Regions from separate parts of the Homo sapiens genome. Here region 1 is linked to region 2. Evidence: read pairs that join two places in POLR2A ChIA-PET (ENCODE). Cell type or tissue: OCI-LY7. All regions are shown on one strand. Each heading gives the region's core, and the rest is flanking DNA. Links, peaks and the distances in the headings are about the cores only. Region 1 has its middle 84 kb from the start of CHIC2. Region 2 overlaps CHIC2 (cysteine rich hydrophobic domain 2).

What was found. ChIA-PET counts read pairs that join two places held together with the same protein. Peaks named below come from ENCODE experiments on the same cell type or tissue, not always from the same donor. Only the 100,000 strongest peaks of a DNase experiment are listed, where the experiment ranks them.
Region 1: POLR2A ChIA-PET joins it to region 2 with 5 read pairs; 4 of 35 experiments call an interaction of 5 or more read pairs at or near these places.

What each region holds. Positions count from the first base shown.
Region 1 is chr4:53,972,493-53,987,837 of GRCh38, reverse strand. It overlaps the pseudogene RPL21P44. Among named protein-coding and RNA genes, the nearest start is that of CHIC2, 84 kb to the left of the region's middle. In OCI-LY7, for the core only: no CTCF peak of the experiment used is centred there; no DNase peak of the experiment used is centred there.
Region 2 is chr4:54,026,095-54,041,439 of GRCh38, reverse strand. The region is part of intron 3 of CHIC2 (cysteine rich hydrophobic domain 2); the gene reads left to right. Among named protein-coding and RNA genes, the nearest start is that of CHIC2, 31 kb to the left of the region's middle. In OCI-LY7, for the core only: no CTCF peak of the experiment used is centred there; DNase peaks (open chromatin) are centred at 8,689 and 9,429; H3K4me3 peaks cover 1,944 bases; H3K27ac peaks cover 2,500 bases.

The DNA of each region.
Region 1 (15,345 bases), core at 7,740-10,239, 54 kb after region 2:
CCTCCTACACTCCTTTTCCTAGTGATGACAAGGTTGTGGGGGCATGGCTGACTGTGAGGAGCAGAAGATGAGAGGGAGATATCATTTTACTTCTTTGTACTGCAATAATAAAAAGAACAGATAGAATGGAAGGAAGAGGCCAGGGGCAGTGGCTCATACCTGTAATCCCAGCACTTTGGGAGGCTGAGGCAGGTGGATCACCTGAGGTCAGGAGTTCGAGACCAGCCTGGCCAACATGGAGAAACTCCGTCTCTATTAAGAATACAAAAATTAGCCAGGCGTGGTGGTGGGCACCTATAATCACAGCTACCCGGGAGGTTGAGGCAGGAGAATCACTTGAACTTGTGGGGCGGAGGTCGCAGTGAGCCAAGATTGCGCCACTTCACTCCAGCCTGGGCGAGAAAGTGAACTCTGTCTCAAAAAAAAAAAAAAAAAAAAAGAATGGAGCGAAGAAGCCAGATTGAGTCTTCTTGCAATGAGGCGGAGTATACAATATTATTTTTAAAAATCAGTCTAGTGTTTCTGAAAACAAGGACACACTAGGAGGAAATGGTGGAGGAAAGGAGAACACAAAGTAAAAGTGACACTGCCTATTTCTTCACGGGTACAAGGGCCACTTAGGCTGGGATGCTTTTCCTGAAAATGCAGACCATACAGAACAAGGCCATGTGACTAAGAATCCACAACAGAAACAAACACAAGACACATATGAGTTAGGAAAGTTAAGGAAGCAGTCCTTCCTTTCGGCCAAAACTGCCACCTTCCAGTAATTTGCCACAATGATGAACACAAAGGGGGAAGAGGAGAGGCACCGGTATACATTCTCTAGGCCTTTTAGAAAACATGGACTTGTTCCTTTGGTTACAAATATGCGAATCTATAAGAAAGGTGATATGGTACACATCAACGGAATGGATACTGTTCAAAAAGGAATGCCCCACAAGTGTTACCATGGCAAAACTGAAAGTCTACAGTGTTCCCCAGCATGCTGTTGGCATTGTTGTAAACAAGGGTAAGATTCTTGCCAAGAGAATTAATGTGCATATTGAGCACATTAAGCACTGTAAGAGCCGAGATAGCTTCCTGAAATGTGTGAAGGAAAATGATCAGAAAAAGAAAGAAGCCAAAGAGGAAGGTACCTGGGTTCAAGTGAAGCACCAGCCTGCTCCACCCAGAGAAGCGCACTTTGTGAAAGCTTGTGGGAAGGAGCCTGAGCTGCTGGAACCTATTCCCTGTGAATTCATGGCATCATAGGTGTTAATAAAATAAAATAAAATAAAATAAAATAAAATAAAATAAAATAAAATAAAAGACCTCTGGCTGTAAAACAAAACAAAACAAAAAAATCAAAAAACAACAAAAAAGAAAGCAGTGGAGTGCATTTGTAGATTTGGTACATTAATGTGCCAGGCCCTCCATCCCACTTCTCTGAAAGCCTCTCTCCTGTGTGTGAGAGGGAAGGCATGGGGCAAGAAGGGGAAGGTCTTCCTTAAATAGCTGGTGGTAACATTGTCCTCAGCTCACCAAGAGAACTCTCTGAACAATGTGACTCCTATTAGAAATGAGAACAAGTACCTATTGTTTAGGCTTAAACAACTCTAAGTGTTTCTTTTAGAGATAATTAATTTAATTAAAATGGTCCCTGAAGCCAAACTGAGCTTCATATTGAGCACTATACACATTCCTTCCAAATTCCAGTACAAAGCTATTCAGAAGTAGTAAACTATCAGTCATGTAGCTCACATTTACTTCCACTGGAATGGAGGCCCTAGCACAGGGGCTGGGATAGGAGGCTCTTCCTGAGCTGGAGGGAGTAGCATTAGTTCTGATGCAGTTAGAGAAAAGATGATTTTTCATCTGTGGATTTAGTTCCAAAAATGATGTGGGCATTTTTTCCTTCATGGTAGTTTCAAGAAGAGAAATTTGGTTTACTGACTGCATCCAAATCAACCATCTACAGGATACCCTCAGCATGTCGGTGCTCAATAAATGAATGAATCAGTGGATAAATGGCCAGGCGCAGTGGCTCACCCCTGTAATCCCAGCACTTTGGGAGGCCAAGTGACCTCAAGGCGGATCACTTGAGGTCAGGAGTTCTAGACCAGCCTGGCCAGCACTTTAGGAGGCTGAGGCAGGGGTGGATCACTTGAGGTCAAGAGTTTGAGACAAGCCTGGCCAACATAGTGAAAATCCGTCTCTACTAAAAATACAAAAATTAGCCAGGCATGATGGTGCACTGCTGTAATCCCAGCTACTCAGGAGACTGAGGCAGAGGTTGCAGTGAGCTGAGGTCGTGCCACTGCACACAGCCTGGGCAACAGAGTGAGACTCTGTCTCAAAAAAAAAAAAAAAAAAAAGATACATGAATGAAACCAACCTCTTTGGCCTAGAATAGATGAGCTTTTGGACCTGTTATCTTCTGGAGTCAGGAAGTAAATTGAGTAGAATTTGATGTTAGATCAAAACTACCAAGCTGTCATGTACCCCAAGAGGACACAATAAACTTCTGTGGCATTTGATGATGGTTTATTGACGGTAGATGCAGTTCAACATGTTTATTCCAAACCTTGAGGCAAGCGCACTGTAGGGAGGCCACATGGCCTGGCCATTTAGCAAGTAGACTGTGGAATCAGGAAGACTGGGCTCCTGGCTGTCTCCCTTTCTTGTAACTTGACCATGGGCCTATTTTTAAAACTTAGTCTGTTTCTTCATATATAAAATAAAGATAATATAAAACCTAACACATTAGATTTTTGTGAAATTTAAACTATGACATTCATTCTGCATGGACTGAATGCCTACTATGTGTCAGGCATTGTTCCAGGTGTTTGGGATATGTCAGTGAACAGAATACAGATCCTTTGTGGCATGTACAGTCTAGTGAGGGGAGGGGGATGGGAAGCAAATAAAACACCATAACCATAAGAAAATATATTAATATGTTAGAAGTTCTGTGTGCTAAGAAAATAGCAGTGCAGGGTAAGGGTTCCAAAGACAGGGTTGGGGGATATGGGAGGCTGGTAGTGGGTTACAATTTTGTATAGGGGAGACAGGGTAGCCTCCATTGAGAAGATAACATGAGCAAAGATGTGAAGCTGGTGAGGGAGTAAGCCATGTGGATATCTAGAGGCAGCAGATTCAAGGCAAAGGGAAGAGCCATTACAAAGGCCAGAGGACAGGAGTATGTCAGGCATGTTTGACAGCAAAGATCAAAGAAGACAGAGTGGTTGGAGAGGCAGAAGTGAAGTAACTGCAGATCAGGTTGTATAGGACCTTGAGGCTATTGTCAGAGCTTGGTGTGAAATGGGGGAGCCCGTCTAACTAATCATTTAACAGATTGCTGATGTGGGTGGGTGGCTATGGGAGGTTTGTGTTGTTGATCTAACTCTGTGAATGATTGGGTGAAAATTGACGATGCAGGAAAGAGGAGAATGTGCTTGAGTATGAGAGGGGTTGGTGCCAGGGACTCATGGGGAGTTTTCATAGGGACTAGGCAGGAAGGCTGAGAGTGTGGGTACAGTGACTGGTAGGAGAGTATGTGGTTGTGGGAGTCTGTGGAGGTTTTCTTCTGCTTCTCTCACTTTTCTTAGAGAAATAGGTAGCATAGTAATCACCTAAGAGTAAGTGGGGAAAGGAGTATTCTTGAGGGGAAGAAGGAAGTATGAGCTTGTTCTCTAGGAGAACAGGAGAGTGAATGGATGAGGGGAACCTCATCCTGCTGTGAACCTCATGCCTGGCTATGAATGCCAGGCAGCATTAAGGGCCCAGTTAAGGGTTAATGACTATGAACTCAAAACGAGATCAGTCAGCATGGTTTTCACCAGACATATTCAACCATTCCAGTGCAGGGAAAGAGGTGGGTTTCACTAGGGTTGTGTTTTGCTAAACAAATAAGTCAAAGCCAGAGAAGGGCAAGGGATTTGAGGGATTCTGAAGTGAGTATTTACAGCATAATAATTGACCAAAGCATTTAAGTCAGGTAATTATAAAGAGAAGATAGGACCTCAAGTGTGAAGTGGGAGAAGGACCAATGGTGGAGAGACCCTTGGTTTAAAAGGTTTGGAATTGGGGTAATAGAATTAGTGAGCTGGAAAGATAGCAGGTGAGGTCAGAGTGGAATGTGTCAAATCAAAGTTATGAAAATGCATCTAAAATTGTAGGACAATATGTGGTGCAAAGCAAATGCCCAGTAATTAATGACTATTATTAGGGATTCATAAAACTTGTTATCCAGAACCCTTGAGACCAGATTTGTTTTGTAACTTAGAATTCTTCAGACTGTAGAAAAGCTTCATGGTGTATATACACCTCCATGGAGGTCCTGGAAAGTTTTCTGTAATCCAGCACATCAGCGTGTCTTCAGGAAAATGTATGAATATTCATATTAAGTAGGATGGATAGCCTCATGTTGGTGTAGGGCACGTTTTGCTGTATAAGTTAGGCACTAAATTTTTAAAAAACAAAACTTTGGATTTTAAGATTTCGACTTTGAGATTTCAGAATTGCAACAAAAAAAGATGAACCTGTACTGACATTTTCACTAAGCATCGTGAACTTAGGGGAAATACTTCATCTCTCTAGAGGACTTTGAGTTTGGAAATTTCTGAACTACTTCCCTGCTCAACATTTTATGATTCCTTGATACCCTTCACTGGACTCAATTCCCCATAAGACAACTGAATAAAGAGGTTGGGCATCCTTAATATGAAAACCCCAAATCCAAAATGCTTGAAAATCTGAAACTTTTTGAGTGCTGACATGACACCACAAGTGGAAAACTTCACAGCTGACCTCACGTGATGAGTCGAAGTCAAAACACAGATGCACAACACACAATTCCTTCAGTGTCCCCGAGCAAAGAAACACCCTCCCAGGCCCTTTAATTGTGATGTATATTTTCTAGGCATGCCCAGATTCCTTCATGCAAGCACACCCACAAAAGGTAATAACATGGCATGTGTGCAGGCCAGATATGCAAACAGCAGGTTCCCCATGATGCCCTACATGGGACCAAGACCCACGTGCATTACTTACTTTATTTTTGCTTACTCTCTGTAAAGATATTGTTGAAAATACCAAAAAGCCCTACAGATACCCCTATGGGTAACAGTGGTAAGAGAAAGAGGAAGAATATTTATCTATAGCACAGAGAGTCAAGCTATTGGACAAACTGGACAGTGGTATAAGTGTGAATCATCTTACAGCAGTGTGGTGTTAGAATGACCACCCTGTATGACATGAAGAAACAGGACTGTTGAAGTTCTATGCTGAAAGTGATGAATAGAAGTTAATTAAAAATAGAAAAACACTGCATAAAGCTAAAAATAAAGACCTCAATCATGTATTGAAAGAGTGGGTTGTCAGTGTTGCAGTGAACAAACACATGCCACTTCATAGTATGTAGATCATGAAACAAGCAAAGATCTGTCACGATGAATTGAAAAGTGAAGAGAACTATGATTAGTCAATAGGCTGGTTGCAGAAATTTAGGAATAGATATGGCATTAAATTTTTAAAGATTTGTGGTGATAAAACTTCTGCTGATCGTGAAGCAGCGGAGCAATTCATTGATGAGTTTGCCAGCATCAGCTGGATGCAGTGGCGCATGCCTGTAATCCCACCTCTTTGGGAGGGTGAGGCAGGAGGATTGCTTGAGCCCAGGAGTTTGAGACCAGCCTGGGCAAAATAGGGTGACCCAATTGCTACAAATCTTTTTAAAAAAAATTAGCTGGGTGGTGGTTCATGCCTGTAGTCCTAGATACTCCAGAAGCTGAGGCTGAAGGACCACTTGAGCCCAGGAATTTGAGGCTACGGTGGGCTCTGATCATGCCACTGCACTGCACTCCTACCTGGATGACAGAGTGAGACCCTGTCTCTTAAAAAATAAAAAACAAAATAAAATAAAACACATAAAAGTGTATCAGTTTGACAAGGTCATTGCTGATGAGTCTTATCCCAGAAAAAGTCTATAATGCTGATGAAACATCTCTGTTTTGGCATTATTACCCCAGAAAGACTCTGACTACAGCTGATGAGGCAGCTCCTGTAGGAATTCAGGATACTAAGGATAGAATAACTGTGCTGGGATGTGCTAATGCAACAGCCACACAGAGTGTAAACTTGCTGTGATAGGCAAAAGCATGCATACTTGATGTTTACAAGGAGTGAATTTCTTAACTAGTCCATTATTATGCCAACAAAAAGGCATGGATCACCAAGGACATTTTTTTCTGGCAGTTTCTCAAATATTTTGTACCAGTGGTTCATGCACACTGCAGAAAAGCTGAACCGGATGTCCACTCCAAGATCTTGTTATTCCTTGACAACTGTTCTGCTCATCCTTCACCTGAGATCCTCAGCAGAAATGTTTATGTCATATACTTTCTCACAAAGATAACTTTATTAATTTAGCCATATGACCATGCTATCCTTAGATCAATAAACTTTTTGAACAGCATGCTAGCAATAGTGAACAGAGGCGTGGCTGTGGAAAGTTTTCAAAAGGAGTTTAGCCTGAAGGATACTATATATGCTATTGCCAGTGCTTGGAACACAATGACTAAACACATGGTTGGGCATGTCTGGCACAACTTCTGGCCTGCAACTGTGTTCAGTGATGATGACGAGCAAGGTGACAAGTTTGAATGATTCTGTATGTCAAGTGAGAAAAAAAATGATGTCTGGCCTTCTTACATATGCAAAAAATATACCTTTGGAGTCCATTAGTGAAGCTGGAAGAAGTTTTTTTACTTTCTTCTTATATTAAAGAAGTTTTTTCGTTTTGGGGGTTTATTTATTTATTTATTTATTTATTTTGAGACAGAGTCTTGCTCTGTCTCCCAGGCTGGAGTGCAGTGGCTCGATCTCAGCTCATTGCAAACTCCACCTCCCAGGTTCAAGGGACTCCCCCTGCCTCAGCCTCCCAAGTAGCTGGGACTGCAGGCACCCGCCACCATGCCTGGCTATTTTTTGTGTTTTTAGTAGAGATGGGGTTTCACAGTATTGGCCAGGCTGGTCTCAAACTCCTGACCTTGTGATCTGCCCGCCTCAGCATCTCAAAGTGCTGGGATTACAGGCATGAGCCACCACGCCCTGCCATTTTTGGGGTTTTTGAGATGGAGTCTTGCTCAGTTGCCCAGGCTGATCTTGGCTCACTGCAACCTCTGCCTCTCTGGCTCAAGCCATTCTCGTGGCTCAGCCTCCCAAGTAGCTGGGACTACAGGTGCATGCCACCATGCCCGGTTAATTTTTTTGTGTGTGTTTTTAATAGATATGGGGTTTCACCATGTTGGCCAGGCTGGTCTCAAACTCCTGACCTCAAGTGATCCTCCCACCTCGGCTTCCCAAAGTGCTGGGATTACAGGTGTGAGCCACCATGCCCGGCCTATTGAAGAAGTTTTGTTTTGTTTTTGACACAGGGTCACACTCTGTTGCCCAGGCTGCAGTGCAGTGGTGTGATCATGGCTCACAACAGCAGCAACCTCCTGGGCTCAAGGGATTCTCCCACCTGAGCCTCCCAAGTATCTGGGACTACAGGTGCGCGCCACTACACCTAGGTAATTTTTGTATTTTTGGCAAAGATGGGGTTTCTCCATATTGCCCAGGCTGGTCTCGAAGTCCTAGGCTCAAGCAATCCGCCTGCCTCAGCCTCCCGAAGTGCTGAGAAGACAGGCGTGAACCACCATGCCCAGCCTGAAGAAATTTTTGACATCGATAATGAGGCTCCAGTTGTTCATTCACCACCTGATGGTAGAATAACCAAAATGGTTCTGAATCAAGGTAATTGTCATAATAGTCATAAATTTGATTTTGTTAACACTACAGAAAAAGTGCCTATAGACAACATGGTGAAAATGTGTGATGGGCTTATTGAAGGACTAGAGCAGTGTGCATTCATTCAAGAACGAGAAATCATGACAGTTTACAAAATCAAAGAGACTTCTGAGACAGCAACCGTTGTTAATGAGGCAGAAGAGTCTAGAGGAAACATTTTTAAAAGCCATTCAGCAGAATGCCTCCTAGTCCCTAGAAGACCCACTTCCTGGTCCTTCGACTTCTTCTGATGTTTCTTCTCACCTAAAAATATAAAACACAGTGGACAGTAACCTTTTAATCACAACACAGCATCATAGGTGGAGGCTGAAAGCCTGCTGTTATTCGTTGCTACCGTTGTTTAGCAGCTGATGCAGGTGTTCTAGTGAAGCTACTGTGCTGCTGAGTTATCCTGAACATACTATTTTTTAACTGTATTAATGGGATGTTGTTTTTTTACTGTTAAGTACTTATGTGTGAATAAGTGAAAATGATTGTTAATTTGTAGCATATAAATTCAAAGTCAGGAATGAGGATGATGTCAAACAACCACAGATTGTCCACATGAGTGGCTGAGATAATGACACCTTTGCCATCTGACGATTCAGTGTACACAACTTTGTTTCATGCGCATTATTAAAATAGTGTATTAAATGAGCTTCAGGCTGTGTGAATAAGGTATATACAAAACATAAGTGCACTTTGTGTTTAGTCTTGGGTCTCATATCTCATTATGTATATGCAAATGTTTCAAAATCCCCCAAAATCCCAAATCCAAAACTCTTCTGATCCTATGTATTTAGGAAAAGGGATACTCAAATTGTGTTAATAAATGAGCTTATTTTGATTGATTATTATAGTCCTGTTTAAACCGATACTAACAAAAGAATTTGGAAACTTCCTTTTTCATATTCAAAGCTAACAAAAAACATAAGTCAGTCACAGGTAATTCAGCATCTATCAAATTTGGTGAAACCTTGGAGGTGAGATAAATTACAAGAAGGTCAGGCTAACTTAATACAACTTAATACAAAGTTAAAAGGAAAGGGCTTTTAAAAAGCTGCATTGTGTAATTAAATTCAAATTTATTTTTATAGTGGCTGTTTCCTGGTAGATGTTAAGCCACAACTTGTTTTGATGACTAGATGAGGTTGATTTTTAATTTTATGCATAATATAATTTGCATTTAGTGTGCTTACAAAATGCTGAAAAAAAAGTGTCCTTGAAGTAGATTAGGTACATCTGCTTTTGGTTGCTCTATTAGTTATCTCAGCAAATTATTTCTTTGTAGATGCAGCAAAGGTAAATGTCAGCAAAGCTTTGTCCAATTATCACATATTCCTCAGGGAAGCTTTCCACTATGGAATTCACTTTCTAAAAGTAAGCACAATTGTAAAAGATGGAGCAAAATCTCAAATACTAAGAAATAGGATGTTTTGCATATCTCAAATTACCATTGCCACTTGAATTAATGACTTGTTCTTCAAATTATTTTACACAATGGCTTTTCTCTTTCAGGATGTTCTCTTACCACCCTTTCCTTCCTTTTTGCCTGGCTAACTGTTATTTATTCTTTAATATCCACCTTAGGTGATAACTTCTTAGGGAAGCCTTTCCTGTTCCCACCCCAATCCCATTCCCAAAACAAGAGTGGGTGCCTTCCTAAATGCTCAGAGGAATACTGTGTTCCCCCATTGTAGTAGCCATACCTGTAGTGCCCAACAGCTTGTCTCCATCTCTCACTGGGCCATCTCGAGGGGAGGGACCCTGTCTGTCTCACACCACATTGCTTCTCTGGATCCTATCTGTGTTAGACTAATTAAAGATGAAGTTTATCATTCCAGAAGTAGGCCTTTGCACTGCAAACCCAGGACTGGGTAAAACAAAGCAAGCTCTCATCCCTCTCCTTGTGAGGTCTAGAAGAAAAGGAAAAAGGTAGATTCTTGGCAGGAGAGAGAAGTTAAGAATGATAGTTTCTCGGACCGGGTGTGGTGGCTCACACCTGTAATCCCAGCACTTTGGGAGGCCGAGGCAGGCAGATCACCTAAGGTCAGTCAGGAGTTTGAGACCAGCCTGGGCAACATGGTGAAACCTCGTCTCTACTGAAAATACAAAAATTAGCCAGGTGTGATGGTTGGCACCTGTAATTCCAGCTACTCAGGAGACTGAAGCAGGAGAATCACTTGAACCCTTGTGGTGGAGGTTTTGAGCTGAGATCGCGCCATTGCACTCCAGCCTGGGCAACAAGAGCAAAACTCTGTCTCAAAAAAAAAAAAAAAAAAGAATGACAGTTTCTCACCATTCCAGGTACAGGCACGTGTGTTGATGTAGAGGAAGGTGGAGTGGTTCTTGTAGCTGATTGGTCCCTAGGGAAACTGAGTCCTTCATCTAGTCAGGGCTGAGACAGCACTTGTCTTAGAAGGACTTACCAGGTAAAAGGAGAAAAGGGATAAAAGATAAAGATTCTGTTTTCAAGGCATTCATTCGATAATACAATAAATATTCACAAGACACCTATGCCAAACAGTATGTGGTGGTATCTATCTGGAGAGCTCCAGGACATTCTCTTTCGAGGGGGGACTCCTGAAGCAAAGAATGTAGGGATTCAGATCAAATAAGTCACCTATCTAGCCCTATTTACAGAGTTACCTACAAGTATCATGTGTATCCCTGATCCTTTTTTTTTTGAGACAGAATCTTGCTCTGTCACCCAGGCTGGAATGCAGTGGCACGATCTCAGCTCACTGCAATCTCCGCCTCCCAGCTTCAAGCAATTCTCTTGCCTCAGCCTCCCAAGTAGCTGGGACTACAGGTGTGTTCCACCACACCTGGTTAATTTTTGTATTTTTAGTAGAGACGGGGTTTCACCATGTTAGCCAGGCTGGTCTTGAACTCCTGACCTCAGGCAATCTGCCCGCCTTGGCCTCCCAAAATGCTGGGATTACAGGCATGAGCCACTGCGCCCCACCAATGTATCTCTGATTCTTAGGAAAGGGGTTGGGCTGCCAAGGCATATACTTTTCAAGATTGATCATTCACCTATGTACAGATAACTAAACACTAACCATACTGTTACATTGCAAACGTAACACTGGTTCCCAAACTCAAACTGCTGCATTACAAACAAATTGTTTCAGTCAGCGTTATATATGAAGCTCAAAGAGTTCAGCTAATTAGTTCAGGGGGCTGTGAGGTGACTAGAGAAAGGACATCCCATTATAAAATGGTATTTTCTTACGTGATCCAAGCCCTCAGAAGAGGATGTCCTGAGGTTTCCTACCTAGATGCTACCACATAGTGGTTTGGCATTGATGCTTGGTAAATATTTGTTGTATTATTGAATGAATACTTTGAAAATTGAATCTTTATCTTTTATCTTTTCCTCCATTTAACATTGTTCCCTGGGTTAAACTGGCAAGTATGCAGGTCACTGATAAATGCACAGCTGAGACTCCCTCTTTGGCTGAAGAATCCAGCCATGATCCCCATCAGCTATGACTATTATTTATGTGAATGAGGAAGCAGTGAAATAGTTTCTTTGCAGAGTAGCCTACAGCCTTGCTACTCAAAGTGTGATCCTTTGGCAAGTAGCGTCAGTATCACCTTGGGAGCCTATTTGAAATGAAGCATCTCAGGTCCTACCCCAGACCACCTAAAGCAGAATGTGCATTTTAACAAAATCGTTAGATGTGTAAGCACAGTACAATTTAAGAAACAGTCTCCTAGAGACCCCAAGCAGGATCAGAACATGAACCCCCACATACAGATTACCAGGCAGACAGCTCAAAAAAGGACACCTAGGGCAATCTTGAAGGAGGACTGGAGCCCAAAGATAAGAAAGGTAAGATAGTCAGCCCAAGGGTGGTGAAGGTGTTGGAGGCACAGAAAAATCAGAAGTGACATATGGATTATACCAGGTCTAGAGCTAGAACTCTGAAAGGAACAAGCAGGACCAAAATCAGTTATGGACCACGAGTTAGTGTATGATGGATCATGGCTTTGGGCTCAGAAGAGTTTTAGAGCTAGACTTCCTTATAATTCAAATCTTAGCTCAGTTGTATATTGTTCCATAATAAACCATCCTGTAACTTACTGGGTCAAAACAATAACTCTTTATTTTCCATAATGTGTAGGCAATTTAGGCAGGGCTCAGCCTAGGATGGCTCACCTGGGCTCACTCATATGTCCACAGTTAGCTTGCAAATAGGCTGAAGGATGGTTGGTCCCACATAGCTTCACTTGCCTCATATGTCTGGTTTGGCTGCCACAGTGGGATAACTGGGCCTCTATCTCTGTAAAGTCTCTCTTCCTCAAGGAGGTGAGCCTAATTTTGTTCATGAGATAGCAGTGTTCAAAAGGCAAGAGCAGAAGCTACCAGCCTTCTTGAGGTCAAAGTTTGGAAGTCTTTTCTGCTACATTCTATCAGTTAAAGCTACTCACAAGGCCAGCCTGGTGGGATGAGCTTCAAAGAAGTGTGGACATCTGCCACTCTGTCATGTACTAATGCTTTGACCTGAAACAAGTTACTTAACCTTTCTGAACCTCAGTTTTCTCTTCCTTTAACATGTGACAATGATACCTTTTTCGTAGGATTATATGAGATAAATACTTCTAGTGACAAACATGTAATCAGCACATAATAAATGGTCATTATTATTAACACATAGCTGAAGTTTGTGTTTACTATATGTATTAGTCTGTTCTCATGCTGCTAGTAAAAATGTGTCTGAGACTGGCAATTTATAAAGAAAATAAATTTAATTGACTCACAGTTCCCCAGGGCTGGGGAGGCCTCAAGAAGCTTACAATCATGGCGGAAGGGGAAACAAACATAACCTTCTTCACATGATGGCAGCAGGAGAAGTGCCGAGTGAGGGTGGGGAAAAGCCCCTTATAAAAACATCAGATCTCATGAGAACTCACTCGCTATCACGAGAACTGCATGGAGATAACTGCCCCCATGATTCAATTACCTCACACTGGTCCCTCCCACAACACATGGGGATTATGGGAACCACAATTTAAGATGAGGTTTGAATGGGGACACAGCCAAACTGTAGCACTATCCCAGTGTTCTCTCTATATAGCCTTCTTTTCAAATCTGCATACAGAGTACTTTTCAAGTGACTAAAGCATTAGATTCTCACTGGCAGGTTTGAAAAGGATTAGGAAAAGGACCTGGTGTGTGTGTGTGTGTGTGTGTGTGTGTCTCAGAGAGAGAGAGAATACTTGTGAAAAAATGAGCTGAGAAATCAAAACCACAATAAGATACCATCTCACAGCATCAGAATGGCTATTACTATTTTTATTATTATTTTTCTGAGTCAGGGTCTTACTCTCTCACACAGGCTGGAGTGCAGTGGCGCAATCTGGGCTCACTGCAGAGAATAGCTATTATTAAAAAGTCAGATAATAACAGATGCTGGTAAGGCTGTGAAGAAAAGGGAACACTTATACGTTGTTAGTGGGAATGTAAATTAATTCAACCACTGTGGAAAGAAGTTTGAAGATTTCACAAAGAACTTGAAACAGAGCTACAATTCAACCCAGCAATCCCATTACTGGGAATATACCCCAAAGAAAACAAATCATTCTACCAAAAAGACACATGCACTTGTATGTTATTACAGCTCTATTCACAACAGTAAAGACATGGAATCAACCTAGGTGCCCATCAGAAGTGGACTAGATAAAGAAAATGTGGTACATATACACCGGGGAATACTATGCAGCCTTTAAGAAGGAAAAATAATGTCCTCTGAAGGAACATGGATGCAGCTGGAGGCCATAATCTCAAGTAAATTAATTCAGGAACAGAAAACCAAATACCTCCTGTTCTCACTTATAACTGGGAGCTAAATACTGGGTACTCATGGACATAAAGATGGGAACAATAGGCACTGTGGACTACTGGAGGGAAGGGAGGGAGGGGAGTGTGTGTTTGAAAACTACCTATTGGGTACTACACTTAGTACCTGGGTGATGGGATCTGTACCGCAAACCACAACATCATGCAATGTACCCATTTAATAAACTGCACTTACACCCCCTGTATCTAAAAGGTGAAATTACAAAATAAATAAATAAAACGGTTAATTTCATGTTATGTGAATTTTACACCAATAATTTTTTTAAATTAAAAATATAAGCTGAGGACCAATGATTGACAAAAGAGACAGAAGGACTTTAGTGAAGGGAAACAAGATGTTTGCTTGCATAATTCATAGAATCGAGGTGCCAAGTTGACCCTACAGTTCACGTACCATCAACTATGCAGTCTTGCTATTCAATGTGTGGTCTGAGGACCAACAGATCAGGGTTGCCACAGGATTGTTCATAAGGAAGAGTCTTGGGCCCCAGGTCAGACCTACTGCATCAGATTCTGCACTTGAATGAAATCTCAGTGGTACATATGTACATTACAGTTTGAGAGGCAGTCTTTAAAGGAGAGCCCCTTTCCACACCTCACTTGATCTATTGTGTCTGAACTTGGGTCAATCCCTTTGGGAACAATCAAAGAGACTTACGTGTGAGATGGACCTAATGGGAAAAGGAAGAGAACATGTGTCAACCGTCTCTCATGTTGTGAGACTGGCTGGGTCATGTGAAGGGGACCAGCTTGGTTTGAGGCCATCAGTTACAGCAATGATGAGAGATATGCAGAATTTTATAGGGTATCATTTAGATATTTGTGAGTCAGAATGCAAGAATAAGAAAAACATTCAGGATGGAATCAAGCATAAATATTCTTTATCCTAGCGAATAAAGTGGTAAGCAAACTGGTGCAGGGTCTGGGTTGCCGATAGACTGGTAAGGTTGTATCTTGAAACCAGGTAAAACCAGTGATGTCTAAAGGGCATGGACTTGGAGTCACTTTTGCTATGGCAACTATAAAAAGAGTTCACTGTGTTGCAGGTCATTACCATGGAGAGAATCAAATCTTATGCCTCAGCTAAAAACCTCTGGCCAATATGAATGCTTGTTCCACTAAAGTAGTGACTTCCTTTTGTTTGGGGTGGTGTAGCTATTTTCTTAATCTGTCTTTTAATTTTGTTAAGGTTTAAAGTAGAGCGGTAGAGAAGTAAATCAAATCTATAGGGTTAGCATTTTTGTGTAAAGTCAGGAAGAGATTTTTATGATTTTGAGGATAATATGTATTTGTTTGGTATTTCAAATATTAGTAAGGGAGGTTTTCACCTTTTAGGGAATTATCCCAATTTAAAGAGTCTAATTTGTAATTTTTAATTGAAAGGCATAAGGAGGCCTTTAAAAACCTTTTTACTAAGGCTCTAAACCATTACTATAGTTACATTTTGCTAGAGTCATATATTTGAGAACATTTTGTTTGATAGAAGCATTTGAAGTGCTAAAAAAGGTCTGTATATTAAGTATGTAAATGCAGTTTGAAATTTTTAACAGGATTTAATTAACTCAATATGTAAATGAAAGTGTTTGGGAAAGTTAGTTCCTGCAGCTTTAGTTGACAGAGCTTTAATTTCCTTGAAACTGATGGTTAAACTCTACTCAATTTAT
Region 2 (15,345 bases), core at 7,368-9,867:
TGTATTTTCATTTCACTCACTTTCACAGATTCCCAGAATTCTGTCTAGGTACTGTATGTTAAGAACCCTCGATCGAGAGGCATGAGTATAAAAAATTGCCAGCCTGTGAACTTCTGTTTTCTTTCTTGTGATGTGAAATCCTCTTATGTGGTTAGAATGGTCTCAGACTCTAAGACAAATCAGGACCAAAGGCATACTTGATATGCAGCTCAGTGCTTTTACTTTCTTCACATTATTCACTGATTTGGAAAACTGCAGTTCTGTCTTGCCTTCAAAATCCATCCCCTCACGAGGTCAGGAGATCGAGACCATCCTGGCCAACATGGTGAAACCCCATCTCTACTAAAAATATAAAAATTAGCTGGCATGGTGGCACGTGCCTGTAATCCCAGCTACTCGGGAGGCTGAGGCAGAAGAATCGCTTGAACCAGGGAGTTGGAGGTTCCGTCTCAAAAAAAAAAAAAAATCTATCCCCAACTTAGTGCCCTCTTTTTATGACCTGATATTATTCCCAAGACCTTGTTTTTATTCTGTTCTATTATTATTATTCTTATTATGATTGAGACGGTGTTTTACTCTTGTCATCCAGGCTGGAGTGCAATGGCATGATCTCTACTCACAGCAACCTCCTCCTCCCAGGTTCAAGCAATTCTCCTGCCTCAGCCTCCTGAGTAGCTGGGATTACAGGCACCTGCAGCCACACCCAGCTAATTTTTTTTTTTTTTTTTTTTTTTTTGAGACAGAGTTTCACTTTTATCACCCAGGCTGGAGTGCAGTGGTGTGGTCTCTCAGCTCATCACAACCTACACCTCCCCGGTTCAAGTGATTCTCTTGCCTCAGCCTCCGGAGTAGCTGGAATTACAGGCTCCTGACACTATGCCCAGCTAATTTTTGTATTTTTAGTAGAGACGGGGTTTCACCATGTTTGCCAGGCTGGTCTTGAACTCCTGACCTCAGGTGATCTGCCCGCTTCGGCCTCCCAAAGTGCTGAGATTCAGGTGTGAGCCACCGTGCTCGGCTAATTTTTATATTTTTGGTAGAGACGGGGTTTCACCATTTTGGCCAGGCTGATCTTGAGCTCCTGACCTCTGGTGATCTGCCTGCCTCGGCCTCCCAAAGTGCTGGGATTACAGGCGTGAGCCACTGCGCCCAGCATGTTCTGTTATTTTGATTATTTTTTAGACCTTCCAAATTGCCTTTTTTCTTAACTACCTTTGCCTATTTTTGAAAATTGTTTTTTAATATACAGTAAAATTTTTATAAACAGTTCTGTGATTTTTGATAAACGCATAGAGTTTTGTAACCACCACCAGAATCAAGATACATAACAGTTTTCCATAAAAAACTTACTTGTGCTGTAGTAAGTTTTTTACTTACTACCTCTGTAGTTGAACCCTCGTCAACTCTTAAACCCTGGCAACCAGTGATCTGTTGTCTATCCCTACAATACTGTCTTTTCTAGAATATTATATAAATGGAGTAAAATAGTGTATATAACTTTTTGAGTCTGGCTTCTTTCATGTAGCTTAGTGCATTTGAGATTCATCTATTTTCTTTTATGTATTAATAGTTTATTCTTTTTTATTGTTGAGTAGTATTCCATTGTATGGATGTATCACAGTTTGTTTATCCATTTATCAGTTGAAGACACTGACTTTCCAGTTTTTGAATAAAGCTTGCCATAAACATTCACATGCATGTTTTTGTGTGAACACAAGTTTTCATTTTTAGGAAGGGGATTGCCGGGTTATATGGTAAGTGAATGTTTAATTTATAAAAAATCTCCAAACTGTTTTCCAAAGTGGGTGAACCATTTTGCATTCCAGCCAGCAATGCATGAGAGATCCAGTTGCTTAGCATCCTTGCAGGACTTGATATGGTTAGTTATAGAAATTATAGTCATTCTAAAAGATACATAGTAGCATCTCATTGTGGTTTTAATTTGCATTACCCTCATGAGTAATGATATTGAGCACCTTTTCATGTGCTTATTTGCCATTTGTACCTCTTTGTTAAAGTGTTCATTGAAATATTTTGCCTATTTAAAAATTGTTATTTCTTGTTGAGTTTTGAGAGTTCTTCATATAATTCTGAAAATAAGTCCCCTGGCAGATACGTGCTAATATATATTTGCAGTCTGTAGCTGTCTTTTCATTCTCCAACAATGTCTTCGGCGGAACAAAAGCTTTTGCTTTTGATGAATTCATCGCTTTAAAAAAAAATAGATTGTACTTTTGTGCTGTATCTAAGAATTTGCCTAAACCAAGGTCATGAAAATTTTCTCCTGTGATCTCTTTACTTTTAGGTGTGTGACCCATTTTGACTCAGGTTTTTATATGAGTGTGAGGTATGGGTGAAATTTTTTTTTTTTGCATATCACTTTCTAGGTTTTCCAGTACCATTTGTTGAGAAGACTATCCTTTTTCCCTTGAATTGCCATTGTACATTGTCAAAAATCAGTCAACAATACCTGTGTAGGTCTCTTTCCATACTCTATTCTGTTCTATTGATTTGTATGTCTATCTTGATTAAATATCATAATGTCTAGTTTACTGTAGCTTTTTTTTCTTTTTTAATTAAAAAGGAGACAGGGTCTTGCTGTGTTGCCCAGGTTGGTCTCGAACTCCTGGGCTCAAGCGATTCTCTCATCTCGGCCTCCCAAAGTGCTGGAATTACAGATGTGAGCCACTGTGTCCAGCCTACTGTAGCTTTATAGTAAGTTTTGAAATCAGGTATATTGAGCCTTTCAATTTTTTTCTTATTTTTCAAGATTGTTTTGGCTGTTCTAATTTCTTTACCTTTCTTTATAAATTTTAGAATTAGCTTGTCAAATATCTATAAGAAACACTGGTATTTGATTGGAATTACATTCAATTTACAGATGAATTGGAGAGAATTGACATCTTAACAATATTAAGTCCTCTAAACCAAGAACATGACATAGTCTCCATGTATTTAGGTCTTTGACGTTTTTTTTGTTAGAGCTTTGTAGTTTTTTGCGTAGCATATAGATTATGCTCATGTTTTATTAGCTTTATACATAAGTATTTCTTTGGGTTTGGCGCTATTGTAAATGGTATTGTTTTTTAAATTTTGATTTCCAGTTGTTCACTGCTAGTACATAAAATACAGTTGATTTTTGCATATTAACGTCATGTCCTTCAACCTTGCCAAATTCACTTATTAAATTCCAGGAACTTTTTTGTAGATTCCTTGGGATTTTCTACAGAGATAACTATGTTGTCAGAAAATAATGACAGTTTTATTCCCAATCTGTGTACTTTTTCTTTTCCTTCTCTTTTTCACAGTGTAGGAGTTCTAATAAAATGCTGAATAGGAGTGATGAGAGCAAACTCCTTGCTTTATTCTTGATTTTCTGTGTTGTTTTTCTGTTTTCACTTCCATTGATTTTTTGTTTTTATTATTTCTTCTCCTTGCTTTGGATATAATTTACTCTTGTTTTTTAGTTTCTTAAGGTAGAAGTCATTGATTTGTCTTTTCTTTTTTTCTTGTATAAGCATTTAATGCTCTTTCCCTCTAAAGCACTGTTTTGACTATATCCTACACATTTTTATATAGTATTTTTGTTTTCTTTTGGTTCAAAGTATTTGTGATTTTCTCTCTGAGTCATGGATTATCAAGAAGTTTGTTTAACCTCCAAATATTTGGAGATTTACCAGAAACTCTTCTGTTACTGATTTCTAGTTTAATTTTATTACTGTTAAAGCATATACTTGGTGTGATATCAGTTCTTTTAAATGTGTTTTATTTTACAGCCTTGAATACAGTGTATTTTGGTAATGGCATGTTCAAAACTTTTATTTATATTTTACTAGCTTTATTGAAGTGTCAGTGACATACAATAAACTACACATACTTAAAGTATATTATTTGATGAGTTTTGATACACTTGTGTGCATCAAGATAGTGAACATACTCATCATTTCCAGAAACTTCCCTGTGCAAGTGCTGATCTGCTTTCTGGCACTATAGATTAATTTGCTTTTTCTAGAGTTTTATCTAAATGAAATCATACAATGTGCATTCTTTTTTGTCTTCTTGTTTTATTTTTTATTTATTTATTTTTGAGATAGGGTCTCATTCTGTCACTGAGGCTGGAGTTCAGTGGCATGATCATGGCTCACTACAGCCTTCCCAGACTTCCCAGGCTCCACTCATCCTCCTACCTCGGCCTCCCAAGTAGCTTGGGCCACAGGTGCGCATCACCACTCCTGGCTAATTTTTGTATTTTTGGTAGAGACAGGGTTTCATCTCTCAAACTCCTGAGCTCAAGCAGTCCACCCGCCTCAGCCTCCCAAAGTGCTGGGATTACAGGTGTGAGCCTCCGTGCTTGGCCAGCCCCTTTTTCTTTTACTTACTATGATTTTGAGATTCAACAATGTTGTTGCATCAGTAGTTCATTCCCTTTTATTGCTGAATAATGTTTATTATATGGATATGCCACATTTGTTTATCTATTTACCTGCTGATGGACATTTTGGTCTGTATAAATAAAGCTGCTGTGAATATTCTTGTTCAGGTCTTTTTGGGGACATACACTTTTTTTTTTTTTGAGTAAAAATTCCTGAGTGGAATGCCTTGGTCATATGTCAGTGTATGTTTAGCTTCCTTTCCTTTCTTTTTTTTTGTGGTTGTGGGACAATCCATGGAAATGCATTTAAGGAACTGAGAAACTGCCAAAAGTGGAGGTACTATTATTTTATGATCTCATGGTACTGTAGGATAGATTCTGTTCTGCTACATACTTGTCAACATTTAGTATAGTCTTTTAAAGAGTTGGGGTATGTGTCCCCTCTAAATCTCATGTTGAAATGTAATCCCCAGTGTTGGAGGTAGGGCCTCGTGGAAGGTGATTGGATCATGGGGGCAGATAACTTCACAGGTTGGTGCTGAGTTCTCTCAAGATCCGGTTTTTTAAAAGTGTGTGGCACCTCCCCCAACCCCGTTGCTCCTGCTCTGCCATATGAGATGCCTGCTGCCTTTCATCTTCCACCATTATTATAAGCTCCCTGAGTACTCCCCAGAAGCTGAGCAGATGCCAGTGCCATGCTTCTTGTACAGCTTGTCCAATAAAACCTCTTCATTATAAATTATCTAGTCTCAGGAATTTCTTTATAGCAATGCAAGAACAGCCTAACGAGATTTTAGTACCACTGTCTTGATAACTGATAGAACTAGTAGACAGAAAATCCCTACAGATGTCAGCCAACTTAACCTAATTGACATTTATAAAACACTCTAACCAACAATAGGCAAATACACATTCTTTTCAAGTACATACAGATCACTGAGATAGTTCTTATTCAAAGTAATTAAACAAGTCTTAATAAATTTAAAGGGATTCAAAACATACAAAGTGGGTTATCTGACCACAATAAAATTAAATTAAAAATCAGTAAATGAAAAATCGCTAGAAAATTCCCAAATATTTGAAAGCTAAATAAAATGCTTCTAAATAACTCATTGGTCAAAGAAATCAAAAGGGAAATTTAAAAGCAGAATGAATTAAATGAAGATTAAAACACAAAATGTCAAAATTTGTGTCATACTACTAAAGCAGTGTTCAAGGAAGGAAATTTATACCACTGAAAGTCTACACTAGAAAGCCTCAAATCCATGACCTCTGTTTTCATCTTAAGAAATTAGAAAAACAAGAGCAAATTAAATCCAAAGTAAGGAGGGGGAAAAAAATAATGGTCAGACTGAAACCTATGAAATATAAAGCATAAAATCAATAGAAATAATCAAACCTTTGAGAAGATCAATAAAATTAATAAATCTCTAGCCAGAGTGGGGAAAAGAGAAAGAAAGAGATAAATTAAGTTTCAGGAATGAAACAGGTGATGAGACTAAGAGGTTTTAAAGATAGTAAAAGAATGATTAATGAATACTATAAACTGTATGCCTGTAATTCAACACCTTAAAGTGGACAAATTCCTTGAAAAACAAAAACTGTAAAGCTTAACCAAGATAAAATAGATGACTTGAAAAGTCCCATATCAATTAAGTAAATTGAATTTGTAATTTAAAAACTTCCAACAAAGAAAATTCCAGGCCCAGATGCCTTTACTGGTGTATTCTTACAAAATTTAAGGAAGAAGTAATGCCTATTCTACACAAACTCTTCTAGAAAATCAAGAGAAAAGAACCCTTCCCAGCTCACTTTATGAGGCCATCGTTACCCTGAGGCCAAAACCAGACAGAGATATTCTAAAAGAAAAGTCTACAGAAAAATGTTCCTCATGAACATAGATATAAAACTTCTAAACAGACGTTTAGCCTATCAAGTCCAACAAAAACATGAAAAGAAAGACACACATGGCCAAGTACATTGTCCTTCCCAGGAAGGTAAGTAAGGTTGGTTTAACATCCAAAAATGCAATGAATGTAACTCAACATATTTCTAAACTAAAAAGAAAAACCACACAACAATCTCTAAAGTGGCAGAAAAAGCATTTGACAAAATCCAGCATGTATACTTGATTAACACTCTCACAGCCTAATAGAATAAAACTTCCTCAAGCTGATAAAGGACATCTACAAAAACCCTACAATTAACATGACACTTAATAATGAAGGTCTGAATGCATTTCTTCTAAGATCAAGAACAAGCCAAGAGTATGTTCTCACTACTACTAATCAATGTTATTCTGGAGATTCTAGCCAGGGCAGTAAGGCAAGAAAAAGCAACAAGTATAGTAATAATACTGTCTTGATGGGCAGATGACATGTTTGTCTATGAAGAAAATTCAATAGAATCTTTAAAGAAACTCTTGAAACTAACAGGTGAGTTTAGCAAAGCTATACCCTATCAACAAAAAATAAAAAATTAAAATGAAAAACAATTTTTAAGTAGCATAAAAATGCTAGGTACTTACAGAGAAAGCTGAAAAAAACATATATAAGACACACTAAAATCTACAAAATACCACTCAGAAAAAAACTTAAAAGACTTAAGTAAGTGGGGGAAAATATTGGTTCTTGTGTCAGAAGAGGAAATACTTTTTTTTTTTTGAGACAGAGTTTTGCTCTTGTTGCCCAGGCTGAACTGGATTGGTGTGATCTCAGCTCACCACAACTTCTGCCTCCCAGGTTCAAGCGATTCTCCTGCCTTAGCCTCCCGAGTAGCTGGAATTACAGGTATGCACCACCATGCCTGGCTAATTTTGCATTTTTAGTAGAGATAGGGTTTCTTGATATTGGTCAGGCTGGTCTCGAACCCCCGACCTGAGGTGATCTGTCCACCTCAGCCTCCCAAAGTGTTGGGATTACAGGCATGAGCCACCGCGTCTGGCGAGGAAATACTTTTAAGTGGCCAATTTCTCCAAACTGATCCATAGATTTAGTGCAATCCAAACTAAATTCCCAGCAGGACTTTTTTTTTTTAGAAATTGACAGACTGATTCTAAAATTCATATGGAATACAGACAACCTACAAAAGCAAAACAACTCTGAAAAGGGAATACAAAGTTGGAGAACCAACGCTACCCAATTTCAAGACATAATTATAAAGCTACAATACTCAAAGTAGTGTGGTACTCGCATCAAGATAGACAAACAGATAAACAGAAGAGACAGAGCCAAAAAATAGACCCCTTTATGAACTGATTTCCACCAAAGGTGGAAAGGCAATTCAGTAAAGAAAGAACAGTCTTTTAAAGAGATGTAATTGGTAAAATTAAATGCCTATATATATTTTTAAAATCCTTCAATCTGTACATTAAACCGTATATTAATAGAAAGTTTAACTCAAAATGTAAAACCTAAACCTATAAAACTCTAGAAGAAAACATAGGAGAAAAATCCTTGTGACCTGGGCTTAGGAAGAATTACTAGGTATAACATTAGCAGCACAATCCCTAAAAGAACACCAGACAAATTGGACTCCATAAAAGTTAAAAATTTCCGTTTTTGAAAACTATTGGAGGATTTAAAGACAAACTACTGACTGGGAGAAATCTTTGCAAAGCAGATACTTTTGTCCAGAATATATAAAGAATTCTCAAAACTCAACAATAAGAAAACAATTCAAGAAACATTGAGCAAAAATTTAGAACAGACACCTCACCAAAAAAGATATGTAAATGAAAAATTAGCATTTTTTCAGATGCTCAACATCACTAACCATTAGGAAAAATGCAGATTAAAACCATAATGATAACATTACATACTTATTAGAAGGACTGAAATTAAAAAGACTATGTTAGTCTGTTCTTGCATTGCTATAAGGAAATACCTGAGACTGGATAATTTATAATGAAGAGGTTTAATTGGCTCATGGTTCTACAGGCTGTACAAGAAGCATGGCACTGGCATCTGCTCAGCTTCTGGGGAGGACTCAGCTTATAATCATGGTGGACGATGAAAAGGAGCAGGCATCTCATATGGCAGAGCAGGAGCAAGGGGGTTGGGAGAGGTGCCACACACTTTTAAAAAACCGGATCTTGAGAGAACTCAGCACCAACCTGTGAAGTTATCTGCCCCCATGATCCAATCACCTTCCACGAGGCCCCACCTCCAACACTGGGGATTACATTTCAACATGAGATTTAGAGGGGACACATACCCCAGCTCTTTAAAAGACTATACTAAATGTTGACAAGTATGTAGCAGAGCAGAATCTATCCTACAGTAGTGTGAGATCATAAAATAATAGTACTTCCACTTTTGGCAGTTTCTCAGTTCCTTAAATGCATTTCTATGGATTGACTATAATTTTGGGTTTGTGTATTTATTCATGCAGCTTATGCTGTATGTATTTTGGCACTCTGTAATTAGGTATATAAATTTTCAGGATTTTTGTGATTGACCTCTTTATCATTATAAAATTGACCTGTATTTTTCTCTGAAATTTACTTTGAACAAGACTCCGTCTGCAATCCCGGCACCTCGGGAGGCCGAGGCTGGCGGATCACTCGCGGTTAGGAGCTGGAGACCGGCCCGGCCAACACAGCGAAACCCCGTCTCCACCAAAAAAATACGAAAACCAGTCAGGCGTGGCGGCGCGCACCTGCAATCGCAGGCACTCGGCAGGCTGAGGCAGGAGAATCAGGCAGGGAGGTTGCAGTGAGCCGAGATGGCAGCAGTACAGTCCAGCTTCGGCTCGGCATCAGAGGGAGACCGTAGAGGGAGAGGGAGGGGGAGGGGGAGGGGGAGGGAGAGGATACACCAACTTCTTAACCTTGTTAGTTGTCTTATCTCCTTTATAAAAATGCTTTACTCTTTTAGATATGCTAACCAGAATTATGCCACTTTCTAAAAGTGGTCCCTATATGGATTTATTAAAAATATTGCATATTTTCATTTCCTTTGTGCTTTTATTTATATTTAAAATTGTATCAGGAAATCATTCATTTAGGAATAGGGAAGTGGCCTGTAACATGTGGTGGCTAGAACTTGCATTTTGGTGCTAGAACTAGCTGGATTGGACTGTGACACTTATCAAACCACTCACTCTAAACCCTTCTTTGTAGTGTTGTTTTAAGAATTAGAGCAAGTGGGCTGGGCACTGTGGCTCACTCCTGTAATCCCAGCACTTTGAGAGGCCGAGGCAAGTGGATTGCTTGAGACCAGGCGTTCAAGACCAGCCTGGCCAACATGGTGAAACCCCGTCTCTACTAAAAATACAAAAATTAGCTGGGCGTGGTGACACGTGCCTGTAATCCCAGCTACTCAGAAGGCTGAGACAGCAGAATCGCTTGAACCCAGGAGGTGGAGGTTGCAGTGAGCCGAGATGGCACCACTGTACTCCAGCCTAAGGCTACATAGTGAGACTCTGTCTCACAAAAAAAAAAAAAAAAAAAAAAAGCAAGTACATCTAGGCTACTTAATATAGTATTTTGCCCATAGTAGGTGCTTAGTTCAATGTAGTTACTGTTATTATCATTTTAGTATTATTATTCTCAGTGTTTGTCTTCTTAACTACTGTATCCTCAGTGCTGTCACAGTGCCTAGCATCTACTTGGTGTTCAATAAATATTTGTTGAATAAATGTATTCATCTGGCCTTTAAAATCCTGGCATTAGTAAGATCATAATGTTGCATAAGATATGGTGCTTACTAATAAGAAGAAGATTCCCTGATAAATAGAAGCATCTTGCCTTTTAGAATAAGTAATAGGAGCTCCTACTGCTGTAGGAGCAGTGTGATACAGTATAAAGGATAGTAAACCAATGTTTGAAGCTGGGTGACCTTGAGAGAGTTGCTTAAAACCTCTCTCAGCGTTAGGTTTTTTTTTTTTCCTTTCCTTTTAATCTGAGCAAAGGACAGGCCAGCTGATTTTTCACATATTTTCCAGTTCCAAAAATGTGTAATCGTCTGAAAATTGAGCTTTGTAGGTCTATAAACTATTTCTATTTCCATGCTTTAAAAAGAATCCAGGAGTGGTGGCATGCACCTGTAATCCCAGCTACACAAGAGGCTGAGGCAGGAGAATTGCTTTAACCTGGGAGGCGGAGGCAAAGGTTGCAGTGAGCCAAGATTGCGCCACTGCACTCCAGCCTAGACGACAGTGAGACTCCGTCTCAAAAAAAAAAAAAAATTCTCAATGTTAATTTTTATTTTAAAGCCTAAGAATTAGCATTTTAGGCCAGGTGCGGTGGCTCATTCCTGTAATCCCAGCACTTTGGGAGGCTGAGGCAGGAGAATCACTTGAACCTGGTAGGCAGAGGTTACAGTGAGCCGAGATCGTGCCATTGCACTCCAGCCTGGGCAACAAGAGCAAAACCTCATCTCAAAAAAAAAAAAAAAAAATTAGCATTTTAGTAAATATAAACATATATATATGTGTGTATATATATTTATATATTTTATAAATATAGATTTATACATTTATATATTGTATATGTGTGTGTGTGTGTGTGTATACATATATATATATATTTTTTTTTTTTTTTCTTTTGAGATAGGGACTCTCTTGCCCAGAGTGGAGTGCAGTGGCATGATCATGGCTCACTGCAGCCTGGACCTCCTGGGCTCAAGTGATTCTCCCACCTCACCCTCCCAAGTAGGCGGGACTGTAGGCACACACCACCATGCCTGGCCAATTTAAAACAAAACATTTTTGTAGAAATGAGGTCTCTCTGGGTTACCCCAGCTGGTCTTTAACTCCTGGGTTCAAGCAATCCTCCAGCCTCGGCCTCCCAAAGTGCTGGGATTACAGGCATGAGCCACCGCACCTGGCCATCATTGTAATAAATATTTTAATATAGGTTTCTTAGGTTTTTTCTTTTCTGAATTTTTTTAAAGATAATTGCTATTTAGTTTTTGAAACCTTTGCTAAGATGCCTGTATTTCTCTCATGTAAAGTATTTTGTATGCATACAAATAAATGGTAATCCAGTTCACTGTATTTTTTTTTAGTTGAGATTCTAGTTTACTTATGTTTCTTCTGAATATCTTTGCTCTCAAGTTCAAGTTTAGTTATCCAATAATTGTGACTTACTCTGGTTAGGGGTATAGTAGTGTTGAGAATCTAAATGGGAGAAGTGAATAGTAAAGTTTTGTTTTTAAGTTAGAATGCAACTTTGTAAGACTTAAAGAAATTCAAAGGAAAGTGAACCTGGGGGAATCATAAGCAGAAAGCTAAGAATATTGGTATATGGGAGGAATATAAAATATCCTTATTCAGTTATACCGATGTATTAAAAATTATCCAAAACTTTCAGAACTGATTTACTCTGTGTTTGGGATTGACCATTTATAGTCAGTAACTCTGAGTCATAAAATGAGAAAGAAACATTTAGATGAAGAATCAGATAAAGAAAAATACCTCTAACAACATAATACAGATATTGCAACAAGGCAGAACAAATTTGAAATTATATTGAAATTCTAGTGAAGTGAGAATCCAAAGTAATTTCTAGTGAACAAGGAATGATGAATGAAATGTAGTCTTATAACTGCTGTTGTTATTGATTGAAGATGTGGAAAATCAATGCTATTTTTTTAGAATGCTATTCAATTTGCCTTATTTTGGTAAATATAACAAATATTCATGTGGTCAATAATGGTCTTAATCTTCATTACCCTATATTTCTTGTCTTTCATATGATTTTATTCCAGAGGTTTTTCAGGAACCTGATCTTTCTTGTGCAGAGGATGTTTATACTGTTCTAATGTACAGTGATAGACTTAGCAATATAAAATAGAACATAGAGAAATTTCTGTCCAGTAAATTTAGAGAAACAAACTTGAGTTATGGTTTGTATTTAAATCAGAAACATCTTTCTTTTACACTTAATAAAACCTTTCACATCATATTTGATATTTGACTTTTGTTTTTTTTTTTTTTTCTTTGAGATGGAGTCTCGCTCTGTCAGCAGGCTGGAGTGCGGTGGCGCGATGTTGGCTCACTGCAATCTCCACCTCCCCAGTTCGAGTGATTGTCCTGCCTCAGCCTCCAGAGTAGCTGGGGCTATAGGTGCACACCACCACGCCTGGCTAATTTTTTGTATTTTAGTAGAGACGGGGTTTCACCATGTTGGCCAGGATGGTCTTAATCTTCTGACCTCATGATCTGCCCACCTCGGCCCCCCAAAGTGCTGGGATTACAGGCGTGAGCCGCTGCGCCCAGTCGATGTTTGACTTTTGCACCTACTTAAATGTAATTTAAGATAGAAACACTTAGTTTATAATACCAGTTATTCCAAATGGCTAAATTCCTGATGTTTAACTTGAAAGATTTTGCTATAAAATGGAAAATATGTGTTGATATGCAATGAAATAATAGACTACAAGGAACAAATGAAGAGAAAGATAATTATTGTATACCGGCTATTAGCAAGGCACATTACATACATTCTCTTTTAATTTAATCTTCATAACACCCTATGTGGAAAATATCATGGTAACATCAGAAAGTTGAGTCCTTACTCACTCTTTACCAGTGATGGAGTTAATCAATTTACATGTACTGTATTCTTACAAAATTACAAATCAGATATTCAGATTATTTTAAGGATGAGAAAACTGAGGCTCAGAAGTCAAGTAACCTATTTGAGATCTCCCAGTTTATAAAGTTAAGCCAAACTAGAATTCCAATCTTACAGCTCAAAATTTCATGCTTTTCCTGCTATTTTAAAGAGCTACAAAAATCAAGCTATTTTTTATTATTAAAATTTGACTTTATACCTACCAGCAGAGAGAGAGGTTTTAGAGCTTTGGAAGGAATTTAAAAGATTTCATGAGTTAGGAAATTCAGGCCTATGGGTTATAATTTACCTAATTTGTCCAGTTGATTGATAAATGGTAACAATATCCAAGCATTATTATATTAACTTTTGCAGTACTTTAGTTGTTTAGCAGATTTTTCTTTGTAAGTATTTTTTCTTAATATTTAAATAAGTTTGTATTTCTTGAAGACACAAACAGTAAAGGAAAGAAACTGTAAAGCAGGTAAAGTGGGTATAGGAGAAAAATATACATTTTAAGCAGATTTTATACAAAGTTATAGTTGGACAACCAAGAGTTGATATATTGCCTTTGCTTCTGTTTTGCTTTTATAAAAACAAATGAAAATCAACATCCTGTCTTTGAAAAGTTATTTATTAGGTTCCTACTCCCTAGCAAATAAGTTTACATGACTTCTGGTAAAGTTATTTTTCTTCTAGTATTAGATCCTTTCTTGAAACTTGTGTATTTACTTTTAGAGAGATTGAGAATGACATGTAATGAGTGCATGTCCCATGCAGTAAAGATGGGACAGGAACTCTGAATGAAAGAACTGGGTTTTCTTTATCTAGCCCTAGGCATTTAATTTGTGGTTTCTTGCCCCTTCTTCACTATCTTCCCCATTATAAGATACAGAATAATGAAATAGGTTTGACCTTTTTGAAATCTTATTTCAGTCCCTTTACAAAAGGGGTCCTGCATAAAAGATTTCTCATAACTAGATGAATACATTTACTGCAGTTCCATTTTAAAGAATGCTTTGGCCTTGAAACTTAAACAGATTCTTATGTAAATTACTGCCATTATTATGAACACTAGTGACAATTTGTTTTTAATTAAAATTAAACCGCATTACTAAGTTTTCATCATAAAAGAGGATACTCATAAAAATGTAAACTTTGAGCCTTAAAAATGCAGAGGTAGCACTGTAAAGATATGCTAGAATGCTTAGAAAATGTGTTTTGTCAACAGCTGGCTGACATTCATTTCTCTGTAAATATTTAGAACATAGTATTGGTGTGGTGGTTTATAGAAGGATTTGCACCTATCTTCTGTGACCTGAGTTTTTAATATGAGATACTGTATTTTTCAATTCTAGGGTGTCCATTTGCTGTTTTTTAAAATAGATTCCAGTTTTCTTTTGAAATTCTTCGTTTTTTCATCCAGCTTTCTACTTTCTTTTCTTGAACACATTAATCATAGTTTTAGAGTAAGTTGATTATTCAAGGCCGATAGCCTTGTTAGTGGCTAAGAAAACTTGCATGTCATACATATGTTATTTGTCTCAGGATAATATCTGTAAAAAAGTTCGATTTACAAAAATTTTTCATTATAAAATCATGAATGGCCTTGAAATTAACAACAAATGTATGTAAAATATAATTGAAATGAAACCATTAAGATTTTAAAGTGAAAGGAAGAAGGGTGGATTTAGTGAAGTGACTGCATTAGTCAAGAAGAGAAAGGCATAAAAGTAGACAAGAAAGAGAAGTAAACAGATTAAAATGAAACTTAAAAGACAAAAACTGTCAGAGTTTGGCATACTAGGAAATAAAAAAGGTGAAGGGCAGAGGAGGAGGTGTATAAAGATTTATTATCTCTGTTTTCCAGCTTTGTTTAGTAGATGGATACTAGGGCCATTCCTTTATTCATCTCAGAATAATATCTGTAAAATATCCATAACATATCTGTAAAAAAGAAAAGTTCTTGACAAAAATTCTTTTTTTTTGAGACAGAGTCTCATTCTGTCACCCAGGCTGGAGTGCAGTGGCACACTCTTGGCTCACTGCAACCTCCACCTCCCGGGTTCAAGCAGTTTTCCTACCTCAGTCTCCCAAGTAGCTGGGGCTACAGGTGCACACCACCATGCCTGGCTAATTTTTGTATTTTTAGTAGAGTTGGGGTTTCACCATGTTGGCCAGGCTGGTCTCAAATTCCTGACCTCAAGTGATCCATCCACCTCCACCTCCCAGTGTTGTGATTACAGGTGTGAGCCAAACAAAAAAAAACAAAAAAATTGTTTTTTTGTGATAGTATTATAATAGTTCTATAGCATGATGAAAAGAACAGGAAATTGAAGGCCATTTAATCCTGGTTTCAGATCCGAGCTCCATCATTTCCTAGTATAGATTTACATTTCTTCACCTCTGTAAG